2 separate regions of the Homo sapiens genome follow, and region 1 is linked to region 2. The links are chromatin loops, found by intact Hi-C in ENCODE. Cell type or tissue: CD4-positive, alpha-beta T cell. All regions are shown on one strand. Links, peaks and the distances in the headings refer to the core of each region. The heading gives the core; the rest is flanking DNA. Region 1 overlaps ICA1 (islet cell autoantigen 1). Region 2 overlaps GLCCI1 (glucocorticoid induced 1).

The links. Peaks named below come from ENCODE experiments on the same cell type or tissue, not always from the same donor. Only the 100,000 strongest peaks of a DNase experiment are listed, where the experiment ranks them.
Region 1: a loop joins it to region 2, with 2.7 times the contacts of the local background. A loop is called at or near these places in 22 of 110 quality-filtered maps.

What each region holds. Positions count from the first base shown.
Region 1 is chr7:8,178,034-8,186,033 of GRCh38, forward strand. The region is part of intron 6 of ICA1 (islet cell autoantigen 1); the gene reads right to left. Among named protein-coding and RNA genes, the nearest start is that of ICA1, 80 kb to the right of the region's middle. In CD4-positive, alpha-beta T cell, for the core only: no CTCF peak of the experiment used is centred there; no DNase peak of the experiment used is centred there; H3K27ac peaks cover 1,395 bases.
Region 2 is chr7:7,971,137-7,983,190 of GRCh38, forward strand. The region is part of intron 1 of GLCCI1 (glucocorticoid induced 1); the gene reads left to right. It also overlaps the pseudogene LOC100421597. Among named protein-coding and RNA genes, the nearest start is that of GLCCI1, 8.4 kb to the left of the region's middle. In CD4-positive, alpha-beta T cell, for the core only: no CTCF peak of the experiment used is centred there; a DNase peak (open chromatin) is centred at 5,795; H3K4me3 peaks cover 564 bases.

The DNA.
Region 1 (8,000 bases), core at 1-8,000, 210 kb after region 2:
CTCTACCTCCATCTTTGGCTTCTTTCACATTCTTTTCTCTAGCAAAACTAAACTATCTACAATCTTCCAGCTCATCAAGCAGTTTCATCTTTGTAAGTTCCTTCCTTTTGTAAGTTCCCAGTGTTCATCCCCTTCCATGTTGTTCCCATTGGTGTCACGTTGTTTCTCCTTCACTGGCCCTTCAAAATTCAGCTTGTGCCATACCTTCTAGGAAGCACATATCTTGATTCCCAAAGTCTGATCTTAGATGCTCCACTTTCAGGCTCTGAAAGCAGTTCGTTATATACCTCTATTACCTCACAAGACACTTATCACATTGAATGGTCACTGTATTTTAATTGACTGTTTTCTACATTCCTCAGGGAGGGTATGGCAGAAACCATATCTTGATTTTGTTGCCCCAGTACTGATAGTAGGTGCTAAAAATGCTAGTCAAATAATTTTTAACCTGCTGCACAGAAATATACATCATCTTGTGCTTTGGGTCTGTAGCTTCTATTTTTATAGTCTGATGACTAACATTCTGTCACTTGGTGTGGTCTTTTTTTTTTTTTTTTAAAAAAGAAGACATTGCTGCAGTAATTGTGTGCCAAGAAGGAAGCTTGTCCAGCTGCTTCAATTTCCCATTAGTCTAAATCTTTAAAACATTTTCTGTGTTAAGATTTTATATATTGCTGTACCATTTATTTGCTCCTTCCTGCTGGAAATTACCTTATTCTAATTTGCTCTGCTCTGGAAAATGTGGATCCTGGGTTCTTTGTACACACCTGATCCAGTAACGCTTGGTGTCAGTGATGGCTCCTTTTGTCATCATAGGCCTGACAGCATTTCAGCGTTTTAGCATGATGACCAGGTGCTCTTATGGTGGAATCTGCTAGCTTTCCACCCAAATCCATCTGCCCTTCTATATTTTTCAGACTCCTCTGAAAATGGTTGTCGCTATGGACAAAGTTCTCTACAATGGAATCTGAGCAGAAGTAAACTGCATCACTTCCAGGCTTGTCCATAAAACTCTTCCATACAGGCTCCTGTATGTGCTTTCTCTTTTTGGGATGACTGAGATGTCCACATCCAGGCAACACTGAAAGGCAAGTTTTAAGGACTGCAAAGCTGTTGTCACCCGAGTCTCTAAATGACTTCTTAGAGGACAGCCACCCCACCAACCTGGACGCCTGGCTGGGAACACAAAAGAAAAACTTCTATTGATTTAAGTCATAGACTTGTGGGTGTCTCTGTCCCATAACCTAGCCTAGCCTATCCTACCCAGTGTGGGGAAGGCTTTAAGAAGAGGCTAAATGACTTAGGATTCTAGCTATAATGTTGGAAGTGGGTTGAAGTCTAACAATCCCATAGACAACTGACAGTGATCCAAAGATTTATTATTTCCATTACTAGTTTGACCATCAACAAGAATGTCATCAACAGCATCGGATGATTACTAAAGTGTTCAGAAATTCTCAAAATTCGTTTTCATACCATTTCACGCATTTGTAAAGAAATGTTGTATAACAACTATCGAACGGTTTTGCGGTGTTGCTAAATGTGGTGGGATGAATCTGAAAACTGCTAGAAAATTCTTCAGTGTTTTCTTTTAGCATAATTATTAGAACTAAGAAGTCCCAGATGACTCTCTGGTGAACTTCTGGTGCTCTTAGCCTTTTGTTCTAGTTCCCCAAACGAGTTTCCAAATACTAAATATACTTTCCTGAGGAAGGGAGAACTTTTTTTTTTCCCACATTTTTACAGAAAGAGTTCTCCGAATATTTAGGGCTGGGAGATATATGTATGAAATGGTAAAGAACTTAAAAAGTTGGATATGTAAACAACAGAGATACTCCTGATTATATGGTCCTTTTCTTTCTAAAGGGCTTCTAAGTAACCATGTTGCTAAAACTCACTTTATTCTATGCTTTTTTTCATGTAAGCTCTACGACTCTATTCCCCCGTTCCTCTTCTCAAACTCCTTATTATCAGCTGCTTAGATTTTGTTGTTGTTGTTGTTAAGGTCTAGCTTACACTGAAGTGCAAAATATACAGTTTTTTTTGCTCCATACACTTTTAAATATGTATATACCCACATTAACCACCACCCAGAAAAACATACCAAACATTTTCAGCACTCCAGAAGACTCCCTTGTATTCTATCCCCAGTCAATACCTCCTCAAAAAGATAACCAATATTCTGATCTCTATCACCATGAATTAGTTTTGTCTAATGTTAAACATTATATAAATGAAGTCATATATATATTGTGATATCTAGTTTCTTTCATTCAACATCACACCCATGACAGTCATCCATAGTACTGCAATATAGTAACAGTTCGTTCTTTTTCATTACTGTATGGTATCCTATTGAATGAATGGTACCACAATTAATTTATCCTTTCTACTATTCATGGACATTTGGTTTACTTTCACGTTGCAGCTATTATGAAAATACTGCCGTGAACATTCTTGTGAATGTTTTACATGAACATTCATTCTCCTTGAGTATATGCCTTAAAGTATACGAGTTTTAGTAGACAATGTCAGTTTCCCAAAGTGGTTCTACCAGTTTACACTCCGACTATCAGTGCATGATAGTTCCTGTTCCTTCACATTCTCATTCCTTTGATACTGTCAGTCCTTTAAATTTTAGCCATTGGGTGGGTTTTATTTACTATTTCCCTGATGATTGATAGTGTAAGTACCTCTACAGGTGTACATGAAACCATGTTGGCAATTTTGATATTTCCTTTTGTCAAGTATCTGCTCAAATGCTTTGTCCATTTTTTCACGAGGTGGCGGCCAGTCTCTCTCTCTTTTTTTTTTTTTGAGTTGTAGAACTTCTTTAGATGTTCTGGATACAAGTCCCTTGTTGGATACACATGTAACAAATATCTTCTCCCTCTCTGCAGTTTGTCCTTATCTTTTCTAAATGGTGTTTTTTAATGAAAAGATTGAATTTTCATAAAACATAATTTATTATTTTCTTTTATGGTGGTGCAGTTTGCATCCTGTTAAGAACTCTTTATCTGTTCTAAGGTCATTGAGATATTTACCTATGTTTTGTTTTAAAAGAGTTATTGTTCTGTCTTTGGACTTTTAAGTCTATGATCCAGCCCTAGTTAATTTTTGTGTATGATATGAAATAGGGGTCGGGTTCCTGGTATTCTGTATAGATATCCAACTGATCCAGCGTAATTTTCTAAAAAGACCATTATTTTCTCCAATGAATTACAGTAATGCTGTTAACATAAATCAAGTGACCTTATATGTGTGGGATTATTTATGAACTATGTAGTCTGTTCCATCGATCTACTGGATCATTCTTTAGCCAATGCCACACTGCCTTAATTAGTTTAGCTTTATAATCAGCCTTAATATCTGTAAATGTAAGTCCTCTATCTTTGTTCTTACTTTTAAAGATTATCCTGGCTATTCTATGCCCTTTGTATTTCTATATAAGTTTATAGTCATCTTTACTACTTACTAGCAGGATTTTGAATGGTGTTGCATTTAATCTGTAGGTCAATTTGAAGGGTACTGACCTCTTAACAAAAGGAAGTCTTCTAATTCATAAATATGGTACATTCCTCTCTTTTCTTAAACCTGCTTTAATTTTCCTAAGCAATGTTTTGCAGTTTTAGTATAGAAGTCTCACATGTCTGTGATAAGATGTATTTTTAGGTATTTGCCATTTTCAGTTTTTAAACGTGGCTCAGAAAATAAGCCAGTGCTTAATTAAGAAATGTGAGGCATGAATAGTATTCACATCACCTTTCTTAAGAGGTCAAAGGAACATAATCCAAATGCAAAATGAATACATAAATATAGTTAAAACTATCCAGGAGATTATCTGAGTGTTCCAGTCTTCTTACTTCCTATGAGCTGAATGTATCTGAGCATACGTTATTACTGGAGCAATGTTCTTTGAACCTGCTCCTTTATGATCTAATTAAAGCTAATGGTAGTTACTTGCAAAGCTTATGGAAGAAAAACTCAATGCTCCAGTCAATTCCTTTCATTTCCTTGACTATGCCATTTCTTCCCTCTCCCACTTCTGGGCTTTCACATATCCTACAACTCTGCCAGAAACACTCTTACCCTTTTTTTTCCCTTTTTTCACTTGGCTACTAACTATACACTCTTCAGGCTCAACTTAAATCGTAGAATCTCTGAGAAGCCTATCTGGACCCACTGGACAAAGTTAGTCATCCCTGCTACATTCCCTAACAAGATCCTTTATGTTCTCTTTTCTAGAACTAGACTCCCTGCATTTCAATTGCTTGATTAATGTCTGTCTTTCCTTCTACACTTTGAATTCTAGGAAGGCAGAAGCAGTGAGTGCCTGGTTCACAATTTTATTCTCAGAGCTCTGCATAGTGCCTAACACATTTTAATTGCTCAATAAATACTTGAAGGAATGACTATGAAAGTTGGGCAGAGGAGAAGAACAGGACTCTTCTTCCCTGGAAACAGAAGTCATTAAAGTCATTAAACCAACCATTGGGATGTTCCAAAGTGGAATGAATTAAAGGGACACCCATTATCCCTGGGATCCTAGTAGTTATCTTATGGGTGATATATTTCCTCTAAATTTTTATTGTTGATAAAACATAAAATAAAAAAATTAAAGGGTTATTAAAGAAGGTCATCCTTTCAGAATGACCAGCAGATCTAACACTCAGGATTTATTCTATTTTTAAAAACATTTTGTCTTTTAAAAACTTTATTTTTGTATTGTATGTTACAGCTTTCTATCTATTGACTTTGGTGTTCAATATATTTGTTTTTGCTTTTTTAAAGAAAACCCACTGTCACTGTAAGGTTGGCAGTGTAAATGAGAATCTCCACATGGGGAGATTATATCCTTGGATGATATATCCCTGAAGTTGCTGCCTCCATCACTAGTGTCTGCAGGGCACAGCTTCCCAGTAAAAACATTAGCATGTACAGGGGACATGCAATGACTATTTCCATAGTTTTCCACAACACAATGGTGATCAGGCTAGAATCTCTAACCACAACTTTCCTAAAGACTCCAGAATAACAGACAAGAAATAAACATAAGAGAAGAAAGTTACAACTAAATAGACCGATTTACAAGATTTAGTTTGCTTTTCCAGCTCTTGGTCTCCTATGGGAATGCGGGGGAAGATTAGCTTAGCAACCATCTGACACCTAAACCTACCTGACACTGAAACTTACCTACATGCCTAAAAGTCTTTACTTAAGAAAGTGAAGGTTCTATCTTAACAGTTAAAGATCATTCTGAGGACTTTTTCCCCAGATATTTGTCCCGTTAAAGGCTATTCTAACCCCCGTCTACAGATGTGGTCCTATCGCAAAGCCTGAGCAATGCAGCCACATTGGAATATAATCCAATAAGAGATACACACATACTGATGTGTATATGTTAGAGGGAGATATAGAAGGTTTTTGCAGAGGGGAATACTTTGGGGACAATTATATGCATTCAGTCAACAAAAAATTATTAAAACCCCTGGTAATGTGGTGGAGTAGAAAGGGTATCCAATCTGGGGCTAGAAGACTTGGGCTATGCCTGGATCAGAAGCTTCCTGCCTTTGTAACCCTGAGCAAGTTATTTAACCTTTCTGAATTTCTGCCATTAGATCTGGAAAATAAGCATGAGATAAATAAGAGAGAAAATGTATATGAGAAGCTTTCTTTAAAACTGTAATGCTTAATGCTATTATTATTAGGAGTTGCATGCAAGGCCCTGTGTTTAGCACTATGGAGGTCAATTATGCCTCTCTGTAAGGGCAGTTGAGAGGGTAAATGAGATAAAAACATTCAAAAGCTACAGATAAGGCATGATCTCTACTCTTAAGGAAATTTCAAGTTGTCGGAAAGTTGAGACTTGGGCACAAACAATATATAAAAAACATAGTATTTGAAAAACACCGCAAGAATAAAAAATATAGACTAGCATTTACTACATAAATTTATTGTTCATTGCATGGTATATTATCACTAACATAGAAAGTTACCTATTAGTCTATTAAGATGCTTATCTCACTGATAAAATAAAAAGAGCTAGTTAATTTGCTAGCATCTTCTGCATACAGAAATCAATGGGCTTTTAACTTCCAAAAGCAAGGTCATAATCACTGTGCCTTCTAAATTGGCAAATGTGGTGCCTAGTCAAACAGAAAAGTGCTCAGGTGCATTTTGAAGTGCTTTGCATTTCCTATGGAAAATGCCCCTCTCATTTTGTCTCTGTAGAGTAATATGGAGCCTTACATTATAGATGTACATAATGGTCTGGTGCCATTTCCATGCTCCAAGAGGATTACAGGAAGGGCATGCACACTGCCTTTTGCTCCAGCTGTATCTTTTATCAATAAGACGCAATGTGCTCAACAGTGAAAGGGCTACTGTCTTTACTTTGAAATAACAGCTGAATTCATATCATGGGTCATTTTGTTAAGAGGTGAAACAGTGCGGGGGTTGGAGAGGGGAGGAAATTTGCTCTAACCATGCTCCTCAGGGAATATATCACAATATATAAATCACAAGATAGCTTTCTCTCTTCCTAGGCCACTTAAAAATAATCCCTTTAGAATACACTTAGGTTTGAGAGAATAATTCATACTTGAAATAAAACCTAATGAACTATTGTGGATTAAAAGCCTATTGTATGTTAAATATACATGCAAGAGTATAGAAAAGATATTGGAAGGAGATGGGAGAGATGTGTAAACCATCTTTAACATTATTTTGGACAAAATATTTTTAAGATAGAAAAGAAAAGGCGGGGTGCCGTGGCTTGCACCTGTAATACCAGCACTTTGGGAGGCCAGGGCGGGCAGATCACTTGAGGTCAGGAGTTTGAGACCAGCCTGGCCAACATGGTGAAACCCCATCTTTATTAAAATACAAAAATTAGTTAGGCTTGGTGGCGTGCGCCTATAGTCCTAGCTACTTGGGAGGCTGAGGTGGGAGAATTGTTTGAACCTGGGAGGCGGAGGCTGCAGTGACCTGAGATTGTGCCACTGCACTCCAGCCTGGGCAACAGAGTGAGACTATGTCTCAAAAAAGAAAAAAAAAAAGGAAAAAAGGAAATGAGAGATAAATTTTTAAAATTCTGTCTTTGGTTTAAAAAAACTGAAAAAGTCAGCTCAAATTCAAACTTAAACAATATTATGAAACAGTAAAGATGGCTGTGAAAAATAAAAGTAAATTTTAATCCTGACCTTGTAAGAATTATAAGTGAACACATCAATGTACCTAATGTACAAAATTAGAGCAGACTTATGAAACTTTAAACCAAGTGATAAATTTAAATATATTCATCCAACCATCCATTCACCCATCCATGCATCTGGCCATCCACATCCATCCATCCATCCATCCACCCACCCACCAATCCATTTATTCATCAACGAATGATTATGCTTACTTACGCTCAGTGTACTGTCTGGACCAGCAACATCAGCATCACCTGGGAGCTTGATAGAAATGTAATTCTTGGGCCCTAACTTGGGCCTACGGAATCAGAAACTGGGATGGGGCACATCAATACATTTTACCAAGCCCTCCAGAAGACCCTGCTGCATACTTAATCTTAAGAACCATCTGCCTGGAGTGAAAAGGTTAAGAGCATGCTCTTTGAAGTCAGAGAAATTTGGGCTCGAATGTTTCTATTTAGGCTTACTGCTTCTGTGATCTAGAACAAGGTCATTTGATCCAAGCCTTAATTTCCAAATTAGTAAACAGAGACACAGTATTTCAAAGCTATTGTTAGGATTAAATGAGATAATATATACAGATGGTATCTAAAGTGTATATTGATTATACATACAGTGCTTGGTGCATAGTAAGCACTCAAGAACTGATGTCTGTTATTTTTCCAGGCATGTAGGAGCCTGGGTTAGATGCTACAGGAAACACTTTGTTAATCAGACACAGTTTCTTTCTTCAAGGGTCGTATTCTGAAAGAGGAGCTATACAGCATATAAATAATCATGATACACATTAGGAAGTGTTAGGTG
Region 2 (12,054 bases), core at 1,527-9,526:
AAGAAATACATCCTGTAATCTGTATGCATTGGGAGGAATATGCTCCTGCACTCCTCCCCCAGGTCAAGCCAGCTGCTGCAGAAACTGACATCCTCCAGCAAATCCTGAATGAATGAATGAAAACAACGTGATCGCCCTAATAATGACCACAACTGAACACACATCTTTGGCTGTATTTTATAGAAAAGGCCACCATTTTCTAACAGATTAATGCCATATGCAACTCCTTTGCACATTTTCTAGAACTGTATGAAATGAGAAGTAACAGAACGAACAGAAAACAGTTACATAAATTTTTTAGTGATTTCGCTTCAACAGTGCACAAATTGAGTTTTGGGATTTTCTTGTAGGGACTAAGAGGCATAAAATAAGCATTGCAGATTGTGTACAGAGGGTCTGGTGGGTGTGAGTAAGAGAAGTTTCGGCAATTGCTGCAACAACATAATGGCCATCTAGTACCTCCTCCCCTTTTGTATATAAACACTAACATCTTACAACGGATAATAGTACAACTTGTTTTTCTGCATCCTTCAAAAGGCTTAATGGCCTAGGAATTACATGCTCCATCATCAAGCAGTTTTAATAAAATTTGTGATCTGGCTTAAACTATTCTCTTTGTTGTAGTGTGGCACATACGAGTTTAATGCGATTTTAATGCAATCATGATGAAAACACTTTTCTGAGTCTGGTTGTGCAGCAGACAGATTTGCAGTGTCAGAGAGCTTGTGTTGGGAATGCAAGGGCTTTCTTTGCTAAAGATGTTTTTCTGCTGTTTTAAACACCAGGTGGTTTTGTCAGTTTCTTACATTGCAGTGATTTTTGAATGCGGGCTTCTGTGCCCCCAGTTCCGTGATTATATTACTCCTATGTTACTTCTCCATGTCCCGCCTTTTACCCCCACTACCCAAATTAAAACTGTCCTACTAAACTGTTCTGTTTCCTTAGCCATTTAAAATCCATGATCTGAACAGTTGATTTAATTTTTCGAATGATTATCTTCTCAATTTCTTTTGAATGCTGTAAGGTTCTGACTTGAGTGGATTTTAGCCTCCACTGGTCAAGGTTCCTGCCGCTGCCACTGCTGCTGCAGACACTGACATCACTATACTGCATGAATGAAAAACAACAACGTGCTCCATTTCTTCCTCTGCTCTCCACCTCCTCCTTTTTCTGCACACTTCAGTGTATGTGTGTGTGTGTGTGTGTGCGCGCAAGAGGGTGTTAAAACTGCGTTTGAAACTACACTTGAAAGCATTAAGTAGTTGATGGCTCAAGGGGTAGGTATATAGTATAAAGGCATATTGTTTATGAAAAGCTGCAAGGGCTATGGGCATTTCGACTAAAGGTGACATAACTGAGCATTCAGTGTTTCATGCATTTCATCTGGAGTGATGATTATAGGAGAAAATATGGAAGCTTAAAAATGTTTTTATGATTCTTTTACCAAAAAATTATGAAACCACTCAATTTCTAAATAAATTATATCATTATCTGCGTCTTAAGCATTCTTAATGTGAATATTTGTAGGGCTAAGGCTAGAGTAATAGAGAATTGATATTCAGATTGTTTCACAAGGCTGAGGAAAAGCTGAATTCTATAAATAGGAATAGTCAATTTTAATATTATTATAATATTAATTTATACAACCCAGGAAAAAATGATAATTTCCTTTATTTTTGTAGTATAGTTTTAAATAATTTAAATGGTTACCATAATAGAAATACGTAAATTGCCAAATACCTTGCTGTATATATAGCAGACATGGAGTTTTACAAATTGAAACTGTTTTGTTTGTGCTCATGCATCATCCTCTTTTTGCTTGTTTTTTTTCTTTTGTATTTTTAAAACTTCAAGGTTTGTTATTTACATTCATTCCTGTACTTCTGCCATTAGTAAAATGTCATCCTCCCTCTTGTTTGGTTCTGAAGGGTATTGCAGTGGTGAATGACAGGCTGCTGAATGAATCCTCAGGCTCCCTGTGATGTGTTTGTAATAGACGTAAAATCATAAAGTATTATGCAAATAGTTATTTTTTTGTAATGGTAATACATAAAGTCTACCTTTGAGATAAATAGAGCAACTCAAATGAGAAAAAGCAGGATGTTAGTGTTAAAATTAATGATCTTTAAGCTAAAATCATTAGTAACAACCAAAAGAAAATATAGTAAAGTTGCTTCTTTTTGAAACCTCACAGACCAGAACCCATGGATTTAAACATAGAACAAATACAGTTTTACTGTCCAAGATAGTAAGTAGGAAATGCAAATCTTTGTGTGCGTGTGTGTGTGTGTGTGTGTGTGTGTGTTTTGTAAAGATAGATCATTAGGATTAATTATAAGTTCTAAAAGATGTAAAAACAGTCATATTTAGAATACTCTGGATGGAGAATACAGCTTATTTTTAAGTGTACCAAATCTGATAACAAAAACATGGAAGAGCTTGTAATTTATATAGCTCCTGTTTTGAAAAATAGCATATGTTAGTTCCTGATTTAACATATCAGGTTTATTTAGGCCTAATACTCTACCAGATTGCTAACTCTAGAGTGAAATTTGATTAGACTTTTTCATGAGTATCTTGAGAGCCTCATTGTTTTATACATAAAGAAGTTATGATTCTATTCTAAAAGATAATGCAAATATAATGTTAACTCCATGTAATATATGTTTGCCTGTGTTCATTCATTTGCTTTCAGTTTTTCTCTTTTCCTTAAATTTATCTTTTTAAGTCATTTTTATACTGTGCTCAATGGAATACAAAAAATTTTAATAACTTTTTCTCTTTTAAAAGAGATACTCAGATATTCTCTTTCTATAAAGTTTTATTCTCAGGCTATTCTTGAAAATTAAGATCCTCCCTTTCCATTTTAAAATTAATTAATTTTCCTTGAGTGCTTATAGATACTTGTTTCAAAGCTTTCTTCTACATTAATGTTTTAGCTTTTTCTAAAGAGACAGGTTTCACATACTGACTTTTGGGAAAGGTTTTCATTCTCAGAAAACTATGCTAGAGAGCAGCAGTGTTCATTATTTACAGAACTATTTTTTTCCATCAGTTATCTCATGGTGCCTAAAATTTCTAGATCAATCAGTGAATAGCAAAATAGATAAATGAATTTATAGTTATTTAATCAAAATCTATTGTCTTATGTTCAAAGATTATATTCCTCTCAAATAACTGTTATTGTAAGCGTATTGAATATTGAATACCTAGCATGTGTAAATCATCTTAATCAGTTTTTAACTGTATGTAAAGTTCTGTGTGTATATATCGAACTGGAAATCATTTTATTAATTACAGTACTTTTTACAGAAGGACTGCCGTGTACGTTTCTGTAAGGACTTAATGCAAATTAGGATTTGTACTTTGGGGAAATGTTGAAGGATAATGGCGTCCTTGTGATTTTTGTTTTACTTGTGATAAGTCAGACTACATGTGAATAAGAAAATAAGGGAGTAACTGGGCTCCACAGCAGTGAGTGGAATGGAAATAAATGACAGTGTTCAACAAATGGCTAGTCGGAGAGGGTTTTCCTTAGTCTGAAATTTTAAAAAATTCTAAAAGTCTGTTTTATTAAAATGTTCACAGGTAGTTAATAATCTGCCAAAGAGTATAGTCTAATGACTTAGTTCTTCTTAATTTTAGTTTGGTCTTTTCTCCAGAACTTAACATTTCCAGACACCACTAAGATAGACTTTCTGGCAGCCCCTGTCCTAGTCTGTGTCTGGCACTGCTTTTTGTCTTCAGTATATAATTTATTCTTTTATTAAGTGTCTAAGAAGCTAAATCACTGACACTCTTTTTGTGCTACATACTGTTTAATTATTTTAACGAGAGGTTGAAAATATCTAACTTCTGGTTTCTGCCAAAAGTAAGTGGAGGAAAGGGAACACAAGTACTCATATATTGATATAGAAAGCCTAGGGAACTGATGGAAGGCAGATACTACCTGTATTTCCCTCTGCTCTTCATTTGGACCCTTGAAAGTGACCATAAGTTGACTCATCATTTGGCTATTCTGGAAGAATTTTTGTGCTTATTCTGAAAGACAAATTATAATGGATTAGCAGTAATTCTGAAAAATCTAAGGATTTTACTTACGAACAAATTGTGGAAAAGTATTTCATTGTAGCATGAACAAACATGGCAGATACCTTTAAGCAGTGTTGTTTATTCCAAGTGAATGTTACTAAGGCACATACCAAGTTCATGAATACCTCAGTGACTTCCCCTATACTATGCTGTGTCTCTAGTTTTAGGTAGGAAAGAAGAAAACATATATTTGTGTGCTAACTATATACCAAGCAATGTATACTTTGATTCAGCAAGGATTTAGGATGTGGATCTTCTCATTCCAGATCCAGTGTTCATTCCATAAGACTATGCTGTTGCTCCTAACTCAAAAAGACTCTAATGTTGATGATCAGCTGTGATTTCTAAGCTAAAAGAATGACAAAGGAATTGGTTTTCTTTTGTTTCCATGGCACTATTACGCTGTGCTGGGGTATGGTCTGACATTTTCAGAATGTCTAAAAATGTGAGACCTAGTTTGTTGAATGTAACTAAAATAAAATATAGATGGATTGGCCATTTTTCTCCATTTCTTTCTTGCATATAAGGAGAAAGAGACAGAGAGAATGTGTGTGTGAGAGAGAGAAATCCTTGTTTCTGAGATAGAGAGAGAAATTCTTGTTTCTGAAGATAGGAACATGATTGTATCTGGGCTTTCTTGTGTGTATTCAGAATCGGTACTGTCCTCGAATCACTTTGTAGTGAATATAAGTGCTTTTCTCCCCTTTTCTCTCTTCATAAATGTTAAAAGTTAATTACATATGGTGCTAAACTGATGGAAGCTTCAGGAATCACTAAACAGAGACTGGTCTCAAGTGATTGTCCCAGCAACTGGCACTAGGTTGATTCAGCCCTCCCAAAAGACAACAGGCTTCCAAGAATCTGCAATTTGTGGGTTGAACAGTGTACGTATATAACTTAATGAAGTCCACCATCGTATACCTTAATGATGGCTCACCAAAAAGAATGATGATTTAAAGAAGCTAGTGGGCTGGGCGCAGTGGCTCATGCCTGTAATCCCAGCACTTTGGGAGGCTGTGGTGGGCAGATTACTTGAGATCAGGAGTTTGAGACCAGCTTGGCCAACATGGTGAAACCCTGTCTCTACTAAAAATACAGAAATTAGCCGGGCATGGTGGTACACCTCTATAATCCCAGTTACTCGGGAGGCTGAGACACGAAAGTTGCTTGAACCTGGGAGGTGGAGGTTGCAGTGAGCTGAGATCATGCCATTGCACTCCAGCTTGGGCAACAAGAGTGAAACTCCATCTCAAAAAAAAAAAAAAAAAAAGGAAAGGAAAAAGGAAAGGAGAAAGGAAAAAGGAAATAAAAGAAAGGAAAGGAAAACTAGTAACCCACGGTTGTGTGGCAAGGTCAGTGTCCAAAATTGTCTACCAGGTTATTAGAATTGTTAAGAAATCCTGCTGGGCATGGTGGCTCACACCTGTAATCCCAGCACTTTGGGAAGCTGAGGCAGGCAGATGGCTTGAGTTCAGGATTTCAAGACCAACCTGAGCAACATGACAAGACCTTGCCTCTGCGCAAAATATAAAAATTAGCCTGGGCATGGTGGGACACTCCTGTAGTCCAGCTACTCAGGATCCTCCTGAGTGATCCTCAAGGAGGATCACTTGAGCCCAGGCGGCAGAGGTTACAGTGAGCTGAAATCACCCTACTGCACTCCAGCCTGGGTGCTAGAGTGGGGTGTTGTCTCAAAAAAAAAAAAAAAGTTAAGAAATCCACCAACCATCTAGATGTGTTTCGTAATGAAAAGGTGAAAACTGCTACAACTTCCTGTCTAGTGTTACTGAAGATCAAATACTTATTAACTACTGACAGTAATAATTCCTTATTTATTCTCTGTAGCCATAAAGAAAACTTTTGTGAATAGTCCGTATAGCTAATTTTAACTTTTACATTACTAAAAAATTAGCTTTCTGATGAAACATTTTCTAACGTCATTACACACTTGATTGTTAAGCACAGTGAACAAGACATAAACGAACTCCTTGTGGCTTGATTAGCTTTATTAATAACTTATTGATAACATATACATAAAATTGATTACTATAGATGATATTGAGAATAAGACTGAATGAGTATTGACTGACTAGACTTGTGCTATAACTGATTCTATAAATTTGCTTTTGGGATTATTTCCTGTTTTTCTGATGAAGGTGGAGCAAAGCATGTTTGACTGAACTGGTCCTTGATAGTATAACCGGGCTGTTTTCTCTAGAACTAATTATCAAATGAAAGGCCAAAGCAATTATTTTCCAAATGGTTCCATAGACATGTCGTAGAGGCATAAATGTATCCTGGGAAATACTAGATTTGGAGTCAAGAAACCTGAGTTCTCTTTTCAGTTTTGACATTTGTCTTATGACAAGCCACTAACTCTGCATCTTATCTTCTGTGTCTTTAAAATGAAGGGGATAGACTTTTTAAGATTTTGGTTGGGTAGGGAAAAGATTGAGCTATTTAAAGGAAAAGAAAGTTTATTAGACTAGATGATTCTTAAAATTTTTATTTATTGAGCCTTTATGCCAACTAATAATCTTTGGTAGAATCCAATATAAGGTACTTTTATTAACCTCTTTTCACAGATGAGGAAATGAGGTCCTGGGAAGTTAAGTAATTTGCCCAAGGTCAGGCAGCATGCACAGGGCTCTTGTAATGCTCTAAGTCCTGACTTCAAGATAGCTGAAAGTTGTTGTTGGAACCCAGTTAGTTATGGGGCAGGAAAGTATGCACAATGTATTATCCCACTGCTTATACAGTTAAGTCATAGAAAGGCTAAATATAGCTTTGGGGCGGTGAGGGAAGAAGAGAAAGCTAAATGGGACTAGACGCTAGGGTGCATGGAACTTAAAATAGCTGTAAGTATCCCCAGTAATTATGCCATCATTGGGCCTTCCCTTTGGTCCCTAAAGGACCTATCACTTTGTTTAGACAGAATTTAGCATTTTATTTTTAAAAACTTCCTTTCACATGAAATTTCAAAATCTGGGTAGAATAAGGTCTCTTTTTTGTGTATTCATATTTGGCAATGTAAACTTTAAAAAATCTGCCCATTTGTAATGTATTATAAGGCTACCTTCAGCCCCATAATTATGATTCTCTACATTTATCATCCTTTGATATTTTAGCAACATTTAACATAGTATCTTTTTATACAACACTGTCATGGCAAAGCAATGCACACTACCTTAAAAAAATTATTTATATGTACTTGGCTCTTTCACTTCTTTTAGGTTTGTTGATGTAATATAGAAAATAAATTTTAATCTCTATTTTAATAATTTCTTCTGGGGTGTTTTGGCATTTTTTCAATGTCATTTGTGCTTACTATAAGTTCTGCATAGTAGTTAATGTGGAAACGATTTTCTTTTATAAGTAACATTAGAAATTGTGTTTATTGTTAGGAGAGCAAAAGTATTATATAGAGTCTTTGTGATGGATAAAGTTTCTCATAACATTTCTTCTGTAATTATATTTACTTTTCTAGTTAAATATATCAGTTGTACATTGAATTAGTGAAGTGTAATGCTGGTATCTTAGAAGATAATAAAAACAGTAGGACTCAGTGGCTCAGGGTTACATCAAGTCTAGCCATATGGAAACTTTACTATTCCTCATACAAACTTGTGAAGTGATCTTTCTATGAAGGTACAAAAATATCATAGTAAAATATAGATTGGTTTATATTAGCTAATTATAAACAAAATGTATTTATAATATCTTTCGAAGTTTTGTAAGTGTCATTTTATTTCTTCTAAAGTATTCTTGGAGTTACTCTGACACATTGACCTTAAAAGAATCAATCAACAGTCCTCTTCCTGCTTTATGTCAGATCATTTAAGTGTCTAGGACTTAACTAAACTGGTGTTGGCAAACATTGCTAAATGCAGTTTCATTAGTATTGCAAAAGTGAGGATTTAGACTGTGCTCAGAGATTAGATTTTTGAAAAAAGCTACAGTATTCTGCAATATTTCGATCATAGAGCTTAAAAAGTGTATTTCAAAGGTCTATTAATACTTTACATGCCAGAGTGACCTCTTAGTTTGTAAAAAAAACGCATTCAGGGAATTGCATTTGCTCACTTTTTATCTTTTTAGGTAACAAATAGTGGGTCAAATTCTTAGCAGATTTTAAATGAGTTATCCTTGTTCAGAAATATGCTATTGTCACTGAGTTTTAGATTTTATATATGAATTGTTTATTTCTAAGTTAGCTTGAGCTTTTTCTGGTGTTCTGTTTTGAAGTTGCCACTCTGTTTATGTGTATTTTTCTTTCATTAGATGAAGCTTGAAATATTAATTGGTTCATCCTATGGTTTCTATAACATACTTACATCTAACGTATCTTGCTGCCTTTACCTATTATAATATTATACTATAGTTTAGCCTAGGATGATGTCACTGGCCCTTTCTTTCTATGCATACATATACATTAGTGCAGAAGTCTGAACTGTATTGTTGAATGTGGCTTCTTGTGTAGTAATGTAGTAATATGTAGTAATAATACTGTGTAGTAATCTTGGGCAGTGATGCCTTGTGAGGCTGTTGAGATAAGGAGGAATTGGCTTTGTCTAAATATCTGCTATTGCTGAGCTAGAATGGGAAGTGACAAACTTTTCATGTGTTATGTCACCATTTACCTGAAACTTTGGTTGAATGCAGTGACCCATTTTTCTTTCTCTTCTTTTATTTTTTCTTTATCTTTCTGTCTTTCTGTCTTTCTTTCTGGCAGTGTCTCGCTGTGTCACCCAGGCTGAAGCACAGTGGCACAATCTTGGCTCACTGTAACCTCTGCCTCCTGCCTCAGCCTCCCAAATAGCTGGGACCATGGGAGTGTGCCAGCACACCTGGCTAATTTTTTGTATTTTTAGTAGAGATGGGGTTTCGAACTCCTGGCCTCAAGTGATCCACCTGCCTTGGCCTCCCAAAATGCTGGGATTATAGGTGTGAGCCACTGGACCTGGCCCTATTTTTCTTTCTTATAATCAGACTTTACCTATTTTCAGTTTCTATTGACTTTTAGTTTTTGCCTTAAAGAATATTAGTGACCTCACCAGGGCTTATAGCTGAGGAGAAGTGGGTGCCATGGCGGTTCTACTGGAGACTACTGTGGGCAATGTGGTTGTCAATTTGCACACTGAGCAGCAGCCTTGCAACTGTGAACTTTTTGAGAGCAGGTACCACAGTTTAATGGCATTTGTGATGGCAGTGCCAAGCATCTAGAAGGTACTCGCCTGCTTTAATTTCTTGAGATATTACAAAATAAAATATTACAGTTATTGCCTTATTCACAGTATACAAAGGTATTTTATCATACAAACTGTTGATCCTACAGGGACTGGTCATGGAGGAGAGTCTATTTTTGGCCTAGGATTGTATGGTGATCAAGCAAGCTTTTTTGAGACAGAAAACGTCCCAAGAATTAAGCACAAGAAGAAGGGCACAATGTCCATGGTGAATAATGACAGTGATCAACATGGATCTCAGTTTCTTATCACTACAGGAGAAAATCTAGATTACCTTGATGGTACCATACAGTATTTGGTGAGGTGACAGAAGGCATTGACATAATTAAGAAAATAAATGAGACCTTTGTTGACAAGGACTTTGTACCATATCAGGATATCAGGATAAATTATATAGTGATTTTAGATGGTCCATTTTGATGACATTCCTGATTTATTAATCCCTGATCAATCACCAGAACCTACAAGGGAACAATTAAAGAGTGGTAGAGTTGACACAAATGAAGAAATTGATCATTTCAAACGAAGGTCAGCCGAAGAAGTAGAAGAAATAAAGGCAGAAAAAGAAGCTAAAACTCAGGCTTTACTTTTAGAGATGGTGGGAGACCTACCTGATGCAGATATTAAACCTCCGGAAAAATCTGTGTATGCAAATTGAATCCAGTGACCACAGATGAGGATCTGGATATAATACTCTCTAGATTTGGGCCAATAAGAAGTTGTGAAGTTATCTGGGACTGGAAGACAGGAGAAATCCTCTGTTATTTCTTTCTTTCTTTCTTTCTCTTTTTTTCTTTCTTTCTTTCTTTCTCTCTCCCTCTTTCTCTCTTTCTTTCTGTCTCTCTTTCTTTCTTTCTTTTTTTGTTGAGATGGAGTCTCACTCTGTTGCTTAAGCTGGAGTGCAGTGGCACGATCTCGGCTCACTGCAGCCTCTGCCTCCTGGGTTCAAGTGATTCTCCTCCCTTAGCCTCCCAAGTAGCTGGGACTACAGGCGTGTGCCACCACACCTGGCTAATTTTTGTATTTTTAGTAAAGACAGGGTTTTGCCATATTGGCCAGGCTGGTCTCGAATTCCTGACCTCAGGTGATTCACTTGCCCTGGCCTCCCAAAGTGCTGGGATTACAGATGTATGCTTTTATTGAATTTGAAAAGGAAGAAGATTATGAGAAAGCCTTCTTCAAAATGGACAATATACTTATAGATGACAGAAGAAAACATGGATTTTAGCCAGTCTGTTACAAAGGTTAAATGGAAGGAAAAAGTGGGAAATACACCAAGAGTGATTTAAAGGAGTATACAAAGGAACAGGATAAACCATCTAATTTGGTTCTGAAAGATAAAGTAAGCCCAAATAGGAGGCAAAATATAATGTTGTACTAGATGAGCAGGCAGAAGACTCCAAGTCAAGTCACTCACACACAAGTAAAAATCACAAGAAGAAAACCCATCACTGCTCTGAAGTAAAAGAAGATGAAGACTACATACCAATCAAAAATATTAATCCAGATAAGTATGAGAAAGTTTGGAGTTTGGTCACTACGAAGAAGAAGAAAGCTGTTGGGAGAAATGAAAGAGTAAAAAGAGAGACCGAACTCAGAACTGAAGTCGTAGCTGATCGCAAGAGAGGAATGGCCATTATAGTAATAGTCACAAATCCAAATACCAGACATCTTTATGAAAGAGAAAGGAGTAAAAAGAGACTGAAGCAGAAATCCAAAGAAAAATCCAAAGATAAAGAAAAATCTAAGTACAGATGAAAGATGAAGAGGCAGAATTGAGTGGCTAACATATTCACCCTTGTCTAACTTAGAGTGCCAGGAAAGCAGGTGTTCAGATTTTGTGTCAGAGCTTGTTATTTTTTTCATACTAGGATTATCACCCTTTAGATTATTAATACTGATTATATAGGGCACTGAAAGAACTCAACATTTTCTTTGTATACTTTTTTACACTAATGTTATTGTTATACATAAATGGTAGTCTTCATTTTTGAAGTCTTTCACATTTTTACTCTTCTTTTAAAATGAAGTATTTATGCTACAAAAATACATAAACGTGTTTATAAAGGCAAAGGGATAATAAATATGAATATCTGTATACTCATCAGCCAGCTTAAGATCTAGAATATTGCCTATACTTTAGAAGTCCCCTAAGAACCCTCTCCCTCTCAAGTAATTATTTGGAAATTTGTGTTTGTCATTTGCTTTGTACATAGGTATCTCTAAATGAAATGTTAATTTTGTATGTTTCTCAATTTTGTATAAATGGCATAATGTTTGTTTACTTTTGTGACTTTCATTTTTATTGCTGTATTGTATTATATGAATACTTATTCTTCTGTTGATGTACATTTGAGTTTTATTTAGTTTTGTTTTTGCTGCTGAAACTGCTGCTGTGAACATTGTCTGTCTAGGAGTTATAGTGCTTGATCATGTGCTATGAGTATCTTCATTTGTATAAAATAATGCCAAATTATAAAAAATATTAGAATTATAGCCTTTAATATTACTATTCAGTTATGTTAGCTAGTCTTTAGGACACTTGCCCCGTTGTACTTTGTATTAAACATGTGGTCAAAAAATAATGTCTTTATGCGGATATTCCTGTTTAATGAAGTACGTGTTGTAGTTAACTTCTTGGTAAAGCAAACAATGTTAAATGAATCATATTTTGTGGATTTTCTTTTTTATGGGCATATAGAACACTGAAGAAAAT